Regions from separate parts of the Mus musculus genome. Here all the other regions are linked to region 1. The links are chromatin loops, found by intact Hi-C in ENCODE. Cell type or tissue: heart. All regions are shown on one strand. Region 1 holds the start of Dock5 (dedicator of cytokinesis 5). Region 2 overlaps Dock5 (dedicator of cytokinesis 5). Region 3 overlaps Dock5 (dedicator of cytokinesis 5). Region 4 holds the start of Cdca2 (cell division cycle associated 2).

What was found. A loop is a pair of places that touch in the nucleus more often than their neighbours do. Peaks named below come from ENCODE experiments on the same cell type or tissue, not always from the same donor. Only the 100,000 strongest peaks of a DNase experiment are listed, where the experiment ranks them.
Region 2: a loop joins it to region 1, with 6 times the contacts of the local background. A loop is called at or near these places in 20 of 42 quality-filtered maps.
Region 3: it touches region 1 in a loop (2.6-fold over the local background); 26 of 42 quality-filtered maps call a loop at or near these places.
Region 4: it touches region 1 in a loop (3-fold over the local background); 16 of 42 quality-filtered maps call a loop at or near these places.

What each region holds. Positions count from the first base shown.
Region 1 is chr14:67,932,067-67,937,066 of GRCm38, forward strand. It overlaps Dock5 (dedicator of cytokinesis 5), which reads right to left and starts at 1,506. Exons shown (of 52, transcript NM_177780.3): 1 at 1,226-1,506. The coding sequence starts at 1,268. In heart, CTCF peaks have their summits at 2,188 (motif pointing left) and 3,668 (motif pointing right); DNase peaks (open chromatin) are centred at 795, 1,235, 1,525 and 2,075; H3K4me3 peaks cover 2,073 bases; H3K27ac peaks cover 1,789 bases.
Region 2 is chr14:67,804,546-67,809,545 of GRCm38, forward strand. Dock5 (dedicator of cytokinesis 5) reads right to left here. Exons shown (of 52, transcript NM_177780.3): 22 at 4,460-4,594; 23 at 2,717-2,828; 24 at 1,878-1,948; 25 at 1,185-1,291. Among named protein-coding and RNA genes, the nearest start is that of Mir6539, 53 kb to the right of the region's middle. In heart, a CTCF peak has its summit at 2,894 (motif pointing right); no DNase peak of the experiment used is centred here.
Region 3 is chr14:67,787,496-67,792,495 of GRCm38, forward strand. Dock5 (dedicator of cytokinesis 5) reads right to left here. Exons shown (of 52, transcript NM_177780.3): 30 at 4,726-4,804; 31 at 2,725-2,825. Among named protein-coding and RNA genes, the nearest start is that of Gm52126, 39 kb to the left of the region's middle. In heart, a CTCF peak has its summit at 2,291 (motif pointing right); no DNase peak of the experiment used is centred here.
Region 4 is chr14:67,712,982-67,717,981 of GRCm38, forward strand. Cdca2 (cell division cycle associated 2) reads right to left here and starts at 2,629. Exons shown (of 15, transcript NM_001110162.1): 1 at 2,243-2,629; 2 at 1,961-2,024; 3 at 1,702-1,875; 4 at 107-261. The coding sequence starts at 2,024. It overlaps Kctd9 (potassium channel tetramerisation domain containing 9), which reads left to right and starts at 3,117. Exons shown (of 12, transcript NM_001111028.1): 1 at 3,117-3,403. The coding sequence starts at 3,356. In heart, a CTCF peak has its summit at 2,362; a DNase peak (open chromatin) is centred at 2,930; H3K4me3 peaks cover 4,982 bases; H3K27ac peaks cover 4,285 bases.

The DNA.
Region 1 (5,000 bases):
ACTTACTAGCAGGTATCTAGTCAAGTTACTTATCAAGGCTAAGTCAAGACCTACTGATCTGGGACTGAAGAAATGTCACCTTTCCATGTAACCCACAGCCATGTGGAGGAGCAAAAATTCTAAAAGTAAAGACAAATTAAAAAAAAAAAGGTTGAGAATTATGCATATATATATGTGTGTGTGTGTGTGTGTATATATACATATTTGCAAATGTACATATGCAGGCTTTCAATCTGCATCACATTATAATATACTAAAGACTGAAGGCGGTGTCTGAGTCCCGGTTACATAGGCACATAGGACTTCATGTCTGTCACGGCAGACTGATAATTTCAGGCAGTGTTCCTGTGGGTCCAGGACTTGAAGGAAAAGAGGTGCGCTGACAGGAGTGAAGTAAGGGGTTGCATTTCAAACGCGCCAAGTGAGTGGACCTGAGAGAAAGTGATAAAATTCCCACACAACACACTTGTTTATTCCAGAGGCTCCATTTAAAGTCTAATTCTCCTGGCAATCGTCCGGCTAAAGGTGAGTGCTTCCTCCCTGACCTGGCTCAATGAAAAGTGAAAGTGGAAAGTTTTTCCACCTGGGTCCAACCCCTCAACGCCAAGGTTTCAGATCCAAACCTAGAGGCCAGAGTTCAGCAATGACGGAGCGCTAGGGTACTGCGAACACAAACGCCACCCGCTTGCGCGGAACCTACCCTCTTCCTGCCCCTGGGGGGAAGCTGTGTCACACCTCTCCAACCACGCCAGTAGGTCAGATGGGTGTCCTCACAAACAGCCCCAGGACCCCCTTGCCCTCCTTCCCACGCCTCACACTTCCTGCCTCTTCCATCACCTCTACTGGCAACTTCGGCTTCCCATTTTGTCTTTGACTGCGATCCGGACTGCAGTCCCAGGGAGGGAGGGAGAGAGGGAAAGGGACTCTGGAGCTTCCAAGTGGGATCTGGGGAAGGGCACTCGCAAAGCGCACCGTCCCACGTGCGGCCCTCGCTGGCCACCAACGGCAGTGGGGACCTGGCGCGTTCCCACAGTGTGCGCCACTAGAGTTGGGGTTCGGATAGGGGAGGATCAGAGTCCCCAAGCCTAAAAGCACTTTTACACCAGAGCGGGCTAGACTCCCGGGGTGCAGCAGCGGGACCGAGTGGCCGAGTGTGCGCGAGCTCCGCGGGGCCAAAGTGGACTCCCGGGCGCTCGGGCGAGGGTGGGGCGGGGCAAGCACTCACCAACCCCATACTTCTGCCTCTTGGTAGGGATCCAACGGGCCATGGCGACGACCTCGCCCCGCGGCGCTAGCGGCTACAGACACTCGTGCTCGGAGCGCTGCTGCGCCGGCCGGACTCCTCCGCCATGTTCCGGCAAAACTTGGACGACTTTGGCGCGCCGGCCGCGTCTACGCCGTCCCGCCTCGCTCGCGCCCGGGGCCCCGCACGCACGCCCGCTCGCCCGCGGTCACCTGCTGGGACCGGCGGCCGTGCAGCCCCGCGCGCCCTCCCCGGCGCCGCCCGGGCTCCTCCCGCTGGCCGCGCCCTCTGCGCCCCGGGGCCGCCCGCCTCCCCCGCCGGCTCCGCCTCGCCCGGCTGGAGCCGCAGCCCGGAGCCGCCCGCCCGGTCCTCCCAGCGTCGGCTCTGCGATTGCCCAGCGCTCCCGGGCTGCTGCGCCGCCGAGCGCGGAGGAGGAGCTGGTGAGAGTCACCGGTCGCCTCCGGACGCTCAGTAAATATTTGTTGAATGAATGAGCCGTGAGCTCCCGCCTTCGCCTCCGGGAGCGTCTGCTGCAGCCCCGAGAGAGCCGGAAGCCGAGCTTCAAGGTCCGCAGAGAACTGGTGCAAGGGACACGGGCGCTTCAGAAGTAGACGTATCCAATCTAGAAGACCCTCCGTTAGGACACTGTTGACAAAGCGCTAATCCGGAAACCCCAAACTCAGGGATTTATTTCTCCTCAGTTGCAGCAACACAAACTTTCACACTAAGGGAAGAAGTTCGCTCCAAAAGGTTCCCCTTTCCAACTGACCCCCTGCCCAGAAGGCATCCTTGTGGGGAGGACCCCAGAACATCTACCACCACCACCACCACCCCACCCCCCAACTCCCACCACTGTCCTTTTTCAGCCTGGGACTGAGGACTCCAAAAGGCAGTTGTGCGTTAAACTACACAGGGGTGCGCTTGGCGCCCTCTGCCGGCGGGGAGACGCGCTTCCATCTTGGAGAGACCTCCAGAATGAAAAAGCTACTTAGTAGTAAGGACACCTCACACTTAGAAGTAAAATTTCAGACTAACCAGCCAACCAGTTAGCTTCGCCATCTGAAAAATACCTCTTGCGGGAAATTGTGTTGTTCTTGGAGTCTGTGGAGGCTTTCTTGCCGGTTTGGAACCTGACAAGAACAGAACATGTAATTAAAACACACAGTAATAGACAGTAATGCTTGATTAGAGATGAGTGAACTCTGATGACTTTTTGCAAACCATGCCTGAATATATATATATATATATTAGTCTTGGTTTTCCTCCTGAGAAAGTAAGTTCTGAACTTAAAGTCCTGGTTGAAAGAAACAATAGGTACTTATGACCGTGCTTCAGCCATCTTTCTTAAAGTGGTTCAGTCGCATCTCTTTTTTTTTAATGCCAGTTTTTATTCTTGATAGTTGAGATCTTAAAGTTGAGTATGATTACATAATGTGTCATTTATCTCCTTTGTGATTTAAAGTTACATGTTCATTGTATACTTAATACTGAATATTTAGAAAAATAAAATCACCAAAAATTCTAAGCAATAGGGAAGCAATCAACCAAACTACAAACTGAGCTACTGTACTAAGCAGTTCTCAAAAGAAGAAATTAAAAATGGCTAAGGAAACACTCTAAAAAAAGAAAGAAAAAAGTTCCAATAGGAATCTATTTATAATACACAGCAAGACATATTTCCATCAGTGTAGACCTGACATCCACAAAGATTTCCACCATCTCCCCAAAAATAACTTCTTCTAGGTCAATGATGTTGTGATCGACTTAACCACCCAAGCTAGATAATTTCTCTTCCTTCCGCCCTAAGTGACCTACTATGTGTTGGGCACTGTTCCTGGAATGGAGGTTCAGTAGTGAGGTAAATGAGACCCCTACCTTCACACAGCTGTTGGAAGAAGTTAAGACTTGAAATTAATGCATGCCAAAGGAGGCTAGGCCTGCAAAGAGAAACCCTAGCCAGGAACATGGGGAGTGTGGGTGCCAGAGATTTACACAGAAACATCTGGAAAGACATCTGAGATAAGGGGAGACTGAAAGGCAGAACTACAGGAAGTGAGGATGACCCCATGATAAAAGGGGGAGTGTTCTGGACCACATGGACAGCAAACACAAAGGCCACCAAGCAGGTCTAACAGGCTCCAAACTGGCATAGAATCCTGGACAGCGAGTGATCTGAGCGAAACAGGAAACTTGGCTCAAGAGGCACCGGCGAAGGAGGGCCATGACCCGGACGAGGACTTCCTGTGTTGTTACAGATTCTAAAGGTTCTCGGGCTTGTGTCGGTGGGGATACCAGACACTGTCCAACTGTGTCTGCTGTGGTGTGAACCGACTGACTCTAAAGGGCTAACTAAGGATGCCAGTTAATGGAGAACGCCAGGGATGGTAGGCTGCTGTGAAAGGGGCTGGAGTTCTAGACATAAACTGAAGGGGGCGCCAACAGGAAGACAGTGCGAGCAGAGAGGGATTCTCTATGAAGCTTACTGGCCTCTCTGATTTACCAGTCAAAGATGCACATAGGCTCTACAAATTTTGATTTTGTAGTGTGAGGGATAAAGTAAAGAATGACCCGGGGCTTGAACGACTGGTGATCACAGCTGTCATTTCTGTTTGTTGTTGATCTTCCATGATAGCATCCTTGTGCATATCCTCTGCTTTGGATCAAAGTTTACCTTTGAGTATTTCCTAGGACTTACTCCCCCCCCCCTCAGCTATTACTCCCCTTGGACCTTTAGTAGCTGTCAACCTTGGTCTGGAGCTTAGGTCTGGGCTGCCCTGGGGCAGGAGCTGCCCTGAGTTGCCTCAGTTGCCTGTGTGCAGGGAAGTGATGATCTTTGTTCTTTAAGCAGGCTTTTATCTTCCTTCCTTCCTTCCTTCCTTCCTTCCTTCCTTCCTTCCTTCCTCCCTCCCTCCCTCCCTCTCTCCCTCCCTCTCTCCCTCCCTCCTTTCTTTCTCCCTTCCTTCCTTCCTTCCTTCCTTCCTTCCTTCCTTCCTTCCTTCCTTCTTCCCTTCCTTCCTTCCTTCCTCCCTCCCTCCCTCTCTCTTTCCCCCTCCCTTCCTCTCTCTCTCTCTCTCTCTCTCTCTCTCTCTCTCTCTCTCTCTCTTTTCACTTAATGAACACTAGGAGCGTTAATCCTTTTACTCAGTGGAACTTAGTTTCAACCAGAACCATTTCAATTGATTGACACTTTGATCTTTCCAAAACTTCAGGTTCGAATTTGGACTCTGGAGATTTCAGGCTTTGCAATCGTTGATTGCTTTTATGAAAAGAGTTGCAGGGAATGGAAGAAACTTCCAGTGTGTTTATTCTTTTCCCTCTGCAGACTGAAGTCCACCCACTTTGTGATATCAGATGGTTCCATTCCCAGTCCATTTAAATCATAAAAGCACAGCTATTCAAAGTCTTGTTATTAAAATGAGGTTTAAAATTAGACAGCTGACCAGATGGGTGGGTGGAATAACAGCACGTTTCCCAGAATTATTTTTTTCCTTTTCCTCTGGTGTCTTTTCAGAAAAACATAAGAGAGAGAGAGAGAGAGAGAGAGAGAGAGAGAGAGAGAGAGAGAGAAATTAATTCCACAATTGCAGCTATCTAGAGTCTAAAGCCCATAAAGATACCAGCAACTCTTGCACACAAGAATATTCACATCTGTGCTTGTGGGAGCTCCAGAGAAAGAAACAAAGAGAAATGAATTTCCAGGGTAGGCTAATTGACTTGAATTCTATAGTTATCCCTGACAGTACCTAATATAGGATAC
Region 2 (5,000 bases), 130 kb before region 1:
CGGGTGGCTCAGATCTACGAGCCACTTCAGCTCTAAATCAGACACCTCTTCTGGCCTCTTTGAGCACTTGTATGTACACACACACACACACACACACACACACACACACAGGGAGAGAGGGGATATGGGGAGGATAAAAAAAGAAAACTTAAATGGACTTCAGTCTCTTAAACTTCTTTTCCAGAAGGTCCTAAAAATCATCAAACTAGCTGGGTGTTGGTGGCACACACCTTTGATCCCAGCACTCGGGAGTCAGAGGCAGGAGGGAATCTTTGAGTTTGAGGCTAGCCTGGTCTACAGAGCGAGTACCAGGATAGCCAGGGCTATGTAGAAATAAAACCAAAACCAAAACCAAAAAACAACCCTGTCTCAAAAAACCAAACCAAGAAACCAAATAAATAAGTAAAAATGAAGAATAAACAAAGAGTCAGCCAACAGTAAAGGGTATTGCTGGTACAAAATTCAAATCAAATAAAGCAAGAAACAAAACCCAGGCAGGGAAGGAAGCAACGACTGTCTGGACATGGCCAGGTTGGGGGCAGGGCAGAGGCTGCGGGATCTCTTTCCTGTGCTTAACAGTTCATTTGTAAAATTTCATTATTAACTCTTCTTGATAATGCCCTTCCCCACTTTTGGTGGAGGCAGAAAGGTCAAGAATTTAAGGTCATCTTCAGATATTTAGCAAATCTGAGGCAAGTCTGAGCAATGTAAGTCCCTATCTTAAATATCACATACATGGAAAGAATGGGAGTGGTATTTAATATATTAGGATGTGTGTAGCTTATAGGCCAATAATATTTTGTATAAATGACATCAGCACCAACAAATTTTGGTATTCACAGAATGATCTAGAATCAGTCCTTCATAAATACCAAGAAAACAACCATAGTTTTCTTTTTGGTGATGTCTGTCTCACTTCAGAATTGGATTACTGACTTCATAAAACAATAAATATCACATAGACATGCTACGAATGCACTGCCATGTTCAATTTAAACTACTTGTTATGATCAACTAATCTACTCTCAGCCAGACAGAGTGACTGGAGAACAGAGAACTGAAGTACCAGCCTCAGGAATGCTTGCTGTAACACCGTGGCGAGCCACTGTGGCACACGTGTACTGCAGTGGAAGTCGGCTGACTCCTTCCCCAAACGCTGCAGCTTCTGAGGGAGACTCGCTCACCTGCCTGCTGGAAAAGGCTGCTCTCCACTATCTTGGTCATGCAGTTAAGTTTCTGCCGCACCAACTGGTTGTCAGGGATGCTTTGAATGAACTTGCAGAAGAGCACGCTGGAAGAGAAGTGTGGCTGGGTCAGTGTGTTCACACTTGGCTGTCTGAAGGCATCCTTACACACTTCTATGCAGGCATCCTTACATACTTCTAGGAAGGCACCTTTACACACTTCTATGCAGGCATCTGTACACACTTCTCCACTAGAGCTGAGCAGGAGGAGTGGACCCAAAAAGCCCCCGGATGACCTAAGACTTGATTTGAGAGTGTCCCTGGTGCTATGAACCCCTCGAGGGTTCTGCCTTAGAATTTAGCACACTCAAACTTGACATCACTTTCCAGACCTGCCTGCTGCTTCAGCTTCTGCAAAATGTCTTTTCTAGCAGTTTCCTCTCCATGGGCCACCATACTCTGCATCCCTAGGCTACTTTCTTTTGCATAGCTCCTTACCCCACAGAGAATACCAGTCTCTCCCAGGGGCCAGCTTTGTGTGTTCTTTAATCTCTTCCGCGGAATTGAGTACACACACATAAGTGTTCACTCCCTTAACGCTTCTTAGAACAAAAGCAAATGCAGGGTACAGGTCCGACCAGCACTGGGCTGCTTCTGCTAAATTCGAGACACAAATTGTGTTCTGCTTCTCACCTGAGCTCCATGGGATCAAACACCAGTTTGACATCATTAATTATGCTGGGAAGGTACTTCAAGGCTGCCCCCTGTAAGAAGCATGAAGGCAGTCAGTGCCAAGGCAGACAAAAACCAAATATACCACTGTGTCCCAGGAGGAAAGGGCAGGACTTGGGGTTTAAATAAGGAACTGGAAGCAAATGCCCTTGCCATGAGATGATGGTATCTTAAGAGTCACCTCCCCGGCCTTCCTTCTGAAAATGGAGGTCCAAGCCTTGGTTTTCATGACCAAAAGGCTCTGTGCATATTTTGGAGGCAATTCAAGTTCCTTTCACCAAGTTACCATTAAAAGCAAGGAAGAAATAGTAACATTCAAACTGGAGCCCTCAAGAATTACGTGCCTCCCAGTCTGTAAAAACTATTGGTGGTGACTTTACACTTGAAGAAGGAGGCAGAGGAAGAACTGAGAAGAGAAACAGCCACCCTCAAAAGGAGGAGGATCAGTTTGCTAAAATCAAGAGGTCAAGCAGGATTTGTAACAGCCATTATTCACACGATGTCTGAAGGGGCAGCCTGTCTCTGGTGAGTTGATTCTTGAATATACAACTGTGTGTGGGAGTTAAAATGTGGACTTTTATTGTGTGTCCACTTTTAGCAATGCTGTGACCCCAGGACCTATGTAGGCATTCTACCACATAGCCACAGCCTCGTGCGCTTTTCTTCTACTTCTGCCCATTCTGCTAAGCTTCTCATGCTTTTCGTGAGCCTGCTTAACATTTCCCCTACCACCACCACTACCACATCACGTCTTCATGAGGGGCTTTCAAGGGGTCCCCCCACAAGGTCACCAGGCTGACCTTGATCTTGACAGCTTCTTCCAGAGGCCTGTCCATCAGCGTGTTGAAAGCAAGAAACAGCTGGCGGATTGAGTCGTTAAATTCATCTCCATCTTCACTCTGACCATAAAACCTAATGAGAAAAAGAAAATGGACAGTAGGCATGTGGTCTCAAAAGACAACACTAGAGGTCAGCGCCTTGCTGGTCACCATCTCTAACTGTACAGAGATATCTCATAGGGAACCCCACGACTGTTTTTAAGGGACCAAACATCAGCCCAAACAGATTGAAATGACATCAAGACACCGATAAATGCAAAGTAGTCATTTGTAGGTGAGGTCCTAGCACAGGGTCTACAGCTGGCTAACCAGGACTGTCATCTGGAGCTATCTGAAGAACCTAAGTCTGGAGATGCCTTTGGGCCTGGTAGTTTGTGGGTACCACCCGCAGAAGGAAAACAGCAGAAAGTCACTGTGCGGATGCAGTAGGTGGCTCCAAGCATGGCTGCCTTCCTCAGCTCATGACCAAGGACAAGGGGCATAGGCTCCCAGGGCAGACACCTTGCCCAGTCTCTTCCAGCATCCCTTCTTTCTCCTCCCTCCCCACTGTCTCAGCATCAATATGAGCTGAGGTCAAAGACACTGCGAAGAAGATCCCCAACCTAGCCTACAAATCCCAGCTTTTGCCAGCTTTCTCCACCGGAACTCCCAGGTACTCCTGGTCTGCTCTACTGCAGACACCTTGAATTGACAAGCGCTAGCTTTGAATAAAGCCTTCTAATTGTCTTCATAAGATATGTGCCATCAACTCAGAAGTCTCTGGGTAGTTTCTCTAGACACAGACATCTCAAGGAGAAGAACGTGAACTAGGTCACTGGTGGCAAGGCCACTAAGTACTCGAGAGTAGGTGTGATGGATTCAGAACATAAGAACACATGCAAGCACATACTCATATATAAGTCTAAAGATTCTCCAAAACTCCAAAACTTTTATGAATGCTGGCATGAAGCCACATGTATAAAGTTCCCCCACCTAACTATATATAAGGGGTCAGTCAAAATGTACATGCATGAAATTTTGTATAAAATTACCTTAAGCCCCAAAGCAGCTCAAGGTTCATCAAAATGGAACACACTTTAATTTTGTGCTCAGTTCTCAACTGTTCTTGCTTCAGCAAACACCATCACTGCCCACACGACACTTCAAGGCTGTCTTTGGCCCTTCCCTTTCTGTTGCTGCCCCATCAAGTCCTACAACATCCAATTAGCTCTTCCTCCAGAGTCAATACACCTCCGCAGTTGCGTCTGAGGTTCAGCCTCAGTGTCGCACCCTGAGCACCCAATTAGGTGGCGCTTACTTTCTACACAGGAAGTGAGAAGATCATTTAGGAGTCAGAGATTATCTCACTAATCAAACAGCAGTCCTGCCACCACACTTAGATTAGACCCATGCATCTGGGTTGTCCCAAGACCTGTCTTTCTAAAAGCCATCATCACCATTCAAGCCTTCTAGAGCAAGCAGCAAATAAGTCAACCATTTAAGCCCATGAGTCCTGGTGCCATTGCTGCTTTAGGATTCTCTAGATGCAGACCTCAATGGACCTTCTCCAGTGGTCTCATAATTCACCTCTACCTTCAACCCCAAAGATCCGAAGTTTGGTTATCCCATGACCAACCAATTGCTCACAAAGCTGAACACAAAAGAACATGAAGAACAAAGGGATCTGGACAAGTACTGGCAGCATCCTATCACTGGGACCATTACCTCAAGTAGAGTACCCGAGACTGGATGATGAATCGGAACAGGTACTTCAAGGCTTTCAAAGCAGCAAATAGCAATTCCGTCTTGCTAGGGTCCTCGGCATTGGCCACATAAAAGTTCAGTACCTTGGAGAGTTTCCTAAAAATGGTAAGAAGGCATTGTTGTCAACATAGAGCTTGCAGGCTTAGGGTATACACCACAGAAGGAAACAGTGGTTACCTGGGAAGCACAAGGCTCACCTTTCAAGTACACCCTCTTGAATATACCCTAAACAGGCAAACTAACTGCTGTTTTGTCTCCACATCTGTCTAGCTTTGACACTTTTCTACTTTTCTTCTTCTTCTTCTTCTTTTTTTTTTTTTTTGTTTTTTGTTTTTTTGTTTGTTTTTCGAGACAGGGTTTCTCTGTGTAGTCCTGGCTGTCCTGGAACTCACTCTGTAGACCAGACTGGCCTCAAACTCAGAAATCCGCCTGCCTCTGCCTCCCAAGTGCTGGGATTAAAGGCATGCGCCACCACGCCCGGCTCTTTTCTTCTTGAAAATAC
Region 3 (5,000 bases), 140 kb before region 1:
GCACATGAAGATGGAAGGGGAGTGTATTACAGAGTTCTTAGGAATTGGTAGGGAGAGAGTGGGGTAGATGTGATCAAAACACATCGTATGTATTATGAAATTCTCCAACTATAAGTTGAGAAAGAAGAAAATGCCTAATACAACAGAAATCTTTTGCAAATATAGGTTATATCAGATTCACTGGAACTAATGGCAAGGAAAATGTCTGTACACATTGTGTTTGATGCCACTTCCTGCCATGTATTTTGGCCTGTCCGAGTGATGGATGCAGAGTTTGCTGGGGTGGGAGGGGAAGTAGAAAATGAAGAGAATGATGATAGAATAGTCCCCACCCCTCTAGGTCACAGGTAAGGCCGGGGCTCTGTAAAAGATAAGGCCAGCACCCAGAGAAGTTTCAAAAGAGAACTGAGCCACATGGAGGACAGGGGGCTTTTGGAACAGGAGGAAGCAAAGACAAATGTGGAAAGAGAAATGAGAAGACGTCGTCAACTGTCCGCCTAGTGCAGAAGAGAGAAAGAGGCTCCGGTCTCCACGCAGCAGAGATAGAAAGCTGAGTGAGATATATGAGGTCTGAGACAGATGAGGCACTGTGACTGACAAGAAATCAATGGGCTGGGCTGTGTACTTATGCCTTGGCTAAGGCGAGGCCTCATCAGAGTGTCCTTTAGGGATCACATACATGTAGGCAGGTCTAGGCCGTGCACATGCTCAGCTGGGACAATATAAGCCACAGACAGTTTTTAAACAGTTTTCTGGTTGTAGCAAGCTATGCTTATAGTCCCAGTACTGGAGAGACTGAGGCAGGTGGATGGGGAGTTTGAGGCTAGCCTGGGCTATACAGCAAGAACCCTGTCCCGTGTAAGAGGCAGCTTACACAGGGACACAGGCCATACCTGGTCCTAAAATCTCTGCCCTACACTGTTCCCCTCATGCTAGGGATCTCCTAAATAGGTTATTTTTTCTTCAAAATTTTCATTGGGAATATCATCAGAAGCTGTACTTTTAAATCATATTTTAAAATTTCCTTACTATGCCATTTGTATAATGCTTAGCTTAATTTCATTGTTAGTATCAGGTAAGCATATGAGATAGAAATTTGATACCTATGTCAACAATGAGTCTATTTATTAGCCTATGGTAGGTTGATTTCTACTGAAAATGCGTAAGGAAAACCTCATGCATTCTCGTTTGCGCCTCTGTAACGGCATAGAACTTGCTGTCTCCAAGGCTTGGCTTCAATCCCTGATCCTCTCATGTATGCTGGGGTTGTAGGCTTGTCCCACCATGCCCAGCTCCCCGCCATCCCTTGGCTCTCTCTGTCTTTATCTCTTTCTCTAGTCTTTCTCCCTTCTCGACCCAGCTCTCCCTCTGTGACTTGTAACCAGTTAGCCTCCCTTGTAGCTGCTTAACCTAAATCAAGTACCTCCTTCAAAGAGGTTCTATGGCTACTTACGATGTTTTAAAGGATGAGATCAAAGGATCCTCCTTTAAAATAAGCACCTCTAGTTACTTACCCACTAGGGAAATTTACAAAGCAGGCCATGCATTGTATCTTCTAAAACAGCCTCTAAATCTTAATCGTAACTCTTAGCCACTCTTAGTCTTGGTTTTTGTTTATCTGTTTGTTTGTTTTTAGGGTGGAACCATAGGCTGAGGAATGTTAACTAATTTGCCTGTTTCAAGAGAGTAGAAACAACTAAAATTTCAAAGTCTTCAATAAATTCCAACCGCTTTCCAGTGACAGCCTCGGAGCTCCCAGGCTCTCAATGAACTCTGAACCAGACCTGAGAGGATGCACTGAAACCTGGAACCAAACTTGTCATTCCCGTATAGAATTCCATTTTGATCTAGGCCATGAATCTTGAGGATGTAGACCCATAGGAGGAACAACAATATGAACCAACCAGTACCGCCAAAGCTCCCAGGGATGAAACACCAACCAAAGAAAACACATGGAGGGACCCATGGCTCCAGCTGCATATGTAACAGAGGATGGCCTAGTCGGTCATCAATGGGAGGAGAGGCCCTTGGTCCTGTGAAGGCTCGATGTCCCAGTGTAGTAGAATGCCAGGGCCAGGAAGTGGGAGTGGGTGGGAGCAGGAGGAAGAGGGAGGGGATAGGGAGTTTTCAGAGGGGAAACCAGGAAAAGGGATAACATTTGAAATGTAAATAAAGAAAATATCTAATAAAAAGAAAAAGAAAAATATAGTTTTAGGTTATATTGGAGTTTTCTCATTTCTTTGCAAAAAGTTAAGGCACTATGCCTGCAATTTCAGTGGACTGACAGCAGGTGGCAGGAGATCCCAGGCCAGGGCCCAGACCCCACGAAGAGCACAGTGTGGCTAAGGAGGGAGTGGAGGTATCTTAAGAAAAATAATACGAAATGGGAGGAACTTTAGGTCTATTGACAGATTACACATAAAACCCACACTACCTTCAACATGAACAAAGGTCCTGTAATTTCTAAAGGCAGGGCTTTGTTTTGTTTTGTTTTAACTTTATATATGAGAGTGTCCAGAAGAGGGCATCGGATCCCATTACAGGTGGTTGTGAGCCACCATGTGGTTGCTGGGAATTGAACTAAGGACCCCTGGAAGAGCAGTCAGTGTTCTTAACCACTGATCTACCTCTCTAAGTCCCTGTAATTTCTATGACATTATATTGCTGACCATAAACAGACAGCTTACCTTCCTAATGGTCATGGAATCTTTAAAGGATACTTACTTTTTCACAATTTTGTTGCGCTTGGCTTCTGAGAAGGTTTCAAGCTGGAGGGACTCGTGGGTGAGAAAAGCTACAGCCAAATGGAAGTAATTGTTCCAGAGCTTCGAAGGAGGCATGGAATGGGCAAGGCAAAATAGAAAGTAACACCAGTGAGGATCCAGATAAAACACCCGCGTGCGGAAGCATTGCGCTATAAAAAACTCAAATAAAACCAACAGGACTTCTTGTCCCGTCTGGGGTTTCAATTATTCACTGCTGGAAGTTTTGAGACTTAATATTAACCTTTAGGAAAACAACCCAAACTTTACATTTTTCTTTACCCTGGGGACACAGGAGAAGTACTGCCAAGAAATGTACCTATTTATAGCAGGTGGCCTGGCACTGTGTATCAAGAGCCCTCCACTTCTTCCAAACTTTTGTATTAGTAAATACTTTCTTGATTTTTTTCCCCTCTGTGGCTAATTAAAAACATTTCAACCAAAGAAGGCCCTCACAGCTATTTAATGTAACAACAAATAGAAAGGATCCAAATGTTCTTAACAAGAATTTACTCACTACATCAGAGGTCAGGAGCATAATGAATCATATCCAGCCATTAAAAGTGTTATGAAAATGTTTACCATCATTGGAAAAGAAGTCGGAGGTGTGGAAAAAGTAAAGAAAGTGGTTCAATGGACCATCAAAGAGTTACAGCGCTCTTTTCTATTTTGGTTTGTACATGATGTATTATATACATGCATATACATATAATTATCAATTCATGTATATGTATATGCTTAAATATCCTCCTCTAGTTATATAACTCTCTAATGGAAACGTTTGAGATAAGAACAAAAAGCACACAACAAGAAAATGTTTCTTGAACTTCAAGCCCCCATAGAGCTGGGACCTAGTGGACCGTCACCAGGCCCTGCTGGCTGCACACATAAAGGTCCCTCCATTTGTCACATGAAGGAATAAATGAAGATGAAGGTACCAGATACCTGGGTTTGTTTTATTTTTGCAGACAGGGTCTCATTATAGCGCTGGCTGACCTAGAACTCACTATGTTAGATCATGCTGGTCTGACGGTCATGAAGACCCACCTACCTCTGCTTCCTCAGAGCTGAGTTAAAAGGTGTACGTGCCACCACGCCCAGCCATTACCTCTCTTAAACGTATTTACAAGATAGTCATGGTGTGAGTATGAAACCGCGTGTGTGTGCATTCGTGTCTGTGTGGATAGCATCAAGTTGAGGATGAGAGGAGCCTCCTTGGCCCTAGTTTTGCTTCCTGAAACTTCAGGACCTGTGGTCCACTGTGGTCTGAAATCATGAGCACGTCACTTGACTCTAGTTCATACTAATTTCCATTATTCTGCTGTGACTATTCTATCTTAATGTTTATTATGAGTGTTGTGGCCAAGTGCACACACTGAACATCACCATGGGTCTGTGTGCCTAGGAACACAGGAACGAGAGGGCTTAGCACTGAAGATTCAGGCTTTCTCTGGTGTCCCTGGACCGAATATGGGAGGATCCCAGAGACCACTGTATTTGTATTTGCATTTTGCTGTTCTTGCTATGACAGTATTGCTCATGGTTTCCTTTACATGTGTTGCCTTTGTGCAATGAAAACCAAACCATTTTATTGTGTTTGGAGAACTCCATTTAGAAATGTGTGCTTTAGGAAATCGGCAGGCCCCTGAAGTCCTCCTCCTCCTCCATCTTCTTTTTTTTAAAGATTTTATTTATTTATTTTATGTGAGTACATTGTAGCTGTCTTCAGACACACCAGAAGAGGGCATCAGACCCCATTACAGATGGTTGTGAGCTATCATGTGGTTGCTGAGAACTGAACTCAGGACCTCTGGAAGAGCAGCCACTGCTCTTCACCATTGAGCCTTCTCTCCAGCCTCTGAAACCCTTCCGTGTTTGACAATGATAGGATCTGAAATGGCCCTTTCTCAGCTGATGCAGCGACTTGCTATAACAGAAGGCCTTCACATGGGTGGATGCTTACCTGAAGTTCAAAGCTTGCCTGGTCCATGAAGCTCTTGGTGAGAACCTCAGCAAACTGATTGATGGCACGGAGGAAAACTCTGGGGAGGAAATGGCAGATGAGGAAGGCAATCCCCAGCCTCTAGAGATATTTCCCTACGTACTCTGGACATGAAGCCAAGTGGTCCTAGCTTGGTTGGGAAAGTCAATATAAACTAACGCTGTCCTTAGAGGCCACAGAGCACAAAAGGGGACATAGAGATACACTTTCTCTCAAGGTCTGGAAGAGCTTGGAGG
Region 4 (5,000 bases), 220 kb before region 1:
GGGAAAGTAGTCCCCCCCAGGGGGGGAAAGCAGAACCCTTGAGCAGAGTAAAACCATTTCCTTCACAAGACCCACGAGCGCGCACACCAGGCCAGAGGAAGCATACCTCGAAGTGGGGCTCTCGTGCCAACGGAGAGAGCACAGCCTTCTTTAGGTTTCGCTGCTGGGCAATGAATCGGATCAGGCAATTGGTTTCTGGAGAGCCCCGCACACCAACAGTGGAGCGGCGCCTGGCCTTCTGAAGGGAAGATGTTGACTTTCCTGCAAGTCAGAACGGAACATGGCAATGGTCAGAAGCTGGGGCTTGTGCTGGCGACGGGTCACCACAAGTGAGAAAACAGAGTCTGCACTTGTCACAGAGAACTAAGAACTACTGGCAGGGCAGTTCATGTAGAAACATCTGGACTGACTGCCACTTGACCCCCAATTCGTGTTTCTAGATCAGCACTTGGCACACAGAAGGCCACAAGCAGTTACTTCGTCTTCACTTGTGCCCCATATCCCCGATACAGAGAAGTCAGAGGTAACAGCTTGAAGCTAAGAATCTCTCCTTGTTTATAGGTACAACCATGCACAGTTGAAACTACAGTATGCTGTGGCTTTGCTCACTGTAGCCATCCAAGCTCTGAAACTATCACATGGGAACAGTTTAAAGCGATCTACGAACTGGAAGCATACCATTGCAAGCAGTGCACAGCCACTGTCTAACAACATCCAGCCCAGGACATGAATCGTCCTCTGAGTACAGTACTTATGCTGGGCATGCTGCACACTTAGTCACTCCCTCGAAATATTTTACTTTGGCCTCAAGAGCAGTGAGGCTAGCAATTCAGCTAAGCTTAGAAGTGCTTCCTGTAAGGGCCCATAAGGGATCTAAGTAGAGAGAGAATAGTTTGCAACGGTTAAGCTTGATTCTAAACGCATCTAGCTTGAGGGCATCTCGGAGAGGGTGTGCTTCTGAGAGCCTGTCCACAGATGAGTAGGCCACATCTCTTACTGTGGCTAATTTATAAATTCATAGTTTCAGTCCTAAAAACTCATGGTGGCCCTTGGAACAGAGTCCCGATGTGGGTTAGGGCTGGTGAGACCCAGCTATACCCTGCTCTTATTTTTTTCAAAATTCTTCTACTCTGGAATAAGCTACTTCTTCACCCTCAGCACGCCACCCTGAATTCTGCTCACACCTAAGCACACGAAAACGGACCCAGTCTTTTATGTGATAATTCTGAGCGGTAGAGAATGAGTGTCACTCTGGCTTCGCCTAGCTCACGGTGTGATTGGCTTCCAGTCTCGTTATCCTTCTTTATAATTGCTATTCTACAACCCAAAAGAACCCTAGCCCTAGATTTACTTCTCCATTGGGAATTTCATTCCTGAAGCTAAAGAAAATCATTATCTGGGTCAATTTTCTGTTTGGGATTTTTGAATGAGGCACACGGCCTTGTCACTTTTACCGGTTCTCAACTACCTTTCAATGCCCTCTGATTTTCATACACACTGTTTTCTAGGGTGCACACAAAGCACAACTGATTCAGAAACATTGCTCTATTTGCTGAGCTGTGCCGAACAAGCAAGTCTGCAGGGTCAGCATAAATACACACAGAAGGAGTGTCAGGCAGTACAGACATGTATAATTGGGGCCTACTACAGTTACTGTTAAATTTGAAAAAAAAAACTATGCAATCCAAGAACTTCTCTTACCGGAAGAGGTCTTAACAAAGCTTTCAGGTGTAATTCCCAACTGCTCTACGGTTACTGTGGTGAAGTCCAAAGGTGACTTAAAGGTATCAGGGGTGCAAAGATTAGGAGTCGCATCTGCTACATGCTTCTGAGGAGTCACAAACGGTTCAGTTCCCAATCTAAAAACGTCATTTTCTGAAAACGGACAGCACATTGGGGGTGTTAATACATCAAAACACTCAAATCTTCCATCTAACGAGGGCAACAGGTCACCACATACCAGAATTATTAAGGACACACTCCTTGGATTCAGAGAGAGGCTTGTCGTGTGAACTCGCATCCATCTAAAAGATGAGGAAGTTAGAGAAAAAAATGTGAAAAATAACCTCACTATAAGCCAAAAACAATGTGACAGAACTCTAAGGCAATCAATACCAGGGGACCACAGGCTGGGGCGTTCTGATTAAAGAAACGGCGGGAGGTACTATTGACTAAACAAAGCGGACCGAACTGATTTATCAGGGCTTTGCATCCCTGAACCCCGGCCGGATAGCAGGCCTACCTCTCCCGCCCAGGACCCTGCGCGTTCCCTCGGACGACTACGACAAGCGTCGCGGAGGCTCCGTTTCAGAGAGCACCAGAGGCCGGGGAAGGGAGCCGGGCTGGCCTCCTGCCGGCCGCTGCACACCAGACACACCACGTCCGGCCGAAGCGGTCAAGCTTCACTTGCCCGCCAGCAAATTCAAACCGCGGCCACGCCCCCGCGGAGGGATACCCACGAGCCGTGGACCACGTGTGACGTGGGTACCGCTCCCTCCGGGCCTCACCCTCGTGCTTTCGAACGGCGCAGGGAGACCTCCGTGGATCCCGGAAAAAACACGGCCAGCCCTAAATGACCCTGGCGAGACAGAGCTGCAGCAAAAAGGTGTCCTGGGGTCTACCAGTGAGTTCCGCGGAGCAACACTTCAAATGCCACCCCAAACCTTGGATTGGCTGCTGGAAACTTCGAAAATGAATCACTAGACCAATCGAGACAGAACCGCCGGATGGCTAGTTTACCCTATTAGCCAATCCCGATACCAACCGTTACCTCGGTGGGTGGGTACAGTAGAAGGGGCAAAAGCCTAGCGAGGAGCTGATTGGTCTATGGGACTTCGGCGTCCCGCCTCTTCCTTAGACCCAGTCTCTTTATGCAAATGAGCACTCCTACACTCCAACGTGCGCCTGCTCAGTAACGCTTAGAGCGGCCCTTTGCCCAGTAGGTTCTTCTCTGATTCGCTGATACTCCATTCCGTCAACCAGCCCTCAGCCTCTCTTTCCTTCCACCGCCGTCTAGTGTTACTCTGAGCCCACCCCCCAGCCGGACTCTGATTGGCTAAATACTGGCCGGTACAGCGTGTTGATTGGCGCAGCTCAGCGTCGGTCTGGGCGCGGTTGGGGGGAAGGGCCGCTAGCAGGCTGAGGAGCCTAGGGGCGGGGTGGGAAGGAGGATCGGCCAACCCCGGGGTGTGGGACTGAGGGTGCGTGCGTGAGGAGTGTGGGGCCGACCAGGAAGGTGGCGAAGGGCGGAGAGTCCGGGTGGGAGGCGGGAGGGGTCTCGCGGGCGCGGAGCGCGGCGGGTGGCGGGCCGGGAGCGAGGGTGGCGGCTCCCTCAGGACCCGGCGCGGGCGGCGCGATGCGGCGGGTCACGCTGTTCTTGAACGGCAGCCCGAGCAACGGCAAGGTAAGCGGTAGCGGGGGCGCGACCCGGGGACCCCCGCAGCCTCCGACAGCCCGGGGCTGCTCTGCCGGCGGGGCTCCGAGGCGCCACTGTCACCTGAGCAGCTGGCCGAGGTCCCCTCCCACCTTCCCGCTGCGCCTTCCTGTCCTTATCGGTGCTGAGTAATGCTCTGCCCGGGGAGGAGGCAGTGATCATGGAGGCGGGTGACCCTGGCCAGGTCGGGAGAAGAAAACTCCAGGGGACAGTCGAGTGACATCCTCAGAATGTGGACCTGGTCTGAACCACTTTCCTTCTCTCTCAAGGTGCCCCGGGCCCCTTGCCCCGCCACCGTGCAAACTTTTATACATGTTTTACTGTGCCGCCTTGTTTTTGATTCCTTAGAGGACAGTGACAGCAGACCTTCGGAATGACTTGATTTGACAGTAGCCTTAGCTGCATTTAGGCCTCTGTGGAGGGCGTGGTGCTAAATATTTTTCCGATGTTGCAGCTGCCTCTTGCCCCACCCTTGAAAGTTATTCTTTGGAAAATGTTGGCTGTTTCTGGCGGACTAGTAATGTGTGGTTAAATGACTGCCCCACACATACCTAAGCCTGATTAAAGTCTCAAAAGTAATGAACCCTTTTAAAGTTTCAGTTCAAGGTACATTGGCTCCACTCTGTAATTGACCAGAATACTCTGATTGCCCCGCGTATACATAGCAGAACTAACTATTCAAGGGCATTAAAGTGGTGCGGGGGAAGGGGGTGATGAGGGGTAGGGGAGCGATGTCCTTCAACCACTCTGCAGTTTTGAATAAACAGATTCTGGAAATCTGATCCACAGTGGGGTTTGTGCTCTGCGATTTTATTTTCTTAAAGATTGGATATTCACACAAAAATAGTAGCCACATAAGCTCAGCCAGTGCTTCAGAAATACAGGCTAAAAAGGCTGTCACTTCTGATCATCAGCTGTTCCTGGGCCACGCTGTAGTTGGCTAGTAGACTGTGTCGGTTTTTATTGAGAGATTTAGTGTGCCCAGTGTTAACAGTCGTATTGATAAGCACTTTTCACCAGTGTCGACTCTTGTGTGACTCCCTGAAGTCGAAGTGATCAGAGTTCCTCATAAGTGCTCAGCTCTGCTCTAAATCTCTTCTGAGTTCACTGTATGCTATTGTCACTGTAAAACTGAGTGGCTTGCTCTGGGTATATTATTTAAATTTTTAAAAACTTTGGTTTTGTCTGTGAGTTTCCAGGTTAATTTTATTTACTTAGTAAAAAAATGTTGAGAATCTCCGAAGATTGGGGAAAGTACTTCTCAAATGAGTATGGGCACATATGCATTACAATGATCATAGGACTGAGCCGAAGAATATTAACATTTAATATTTTTAAAAAAACTATGTCCCACCATGTCCTAAGCTAGAGAACATGTTGCAAGGCTGTTTCCTCTCCTTTCAGAAGGTGGAAATAATACTAAAATGACTTTTATTTGAAAAGATCACAATACATACCACCTGCATTTATGTATGTGGATATGTAGTGTATGCATAGTCCCTATATCTAATCAGGACTGGCATAAACATGACATGGACGCTCGTTAAAATATTCCCAAATGCAGTGC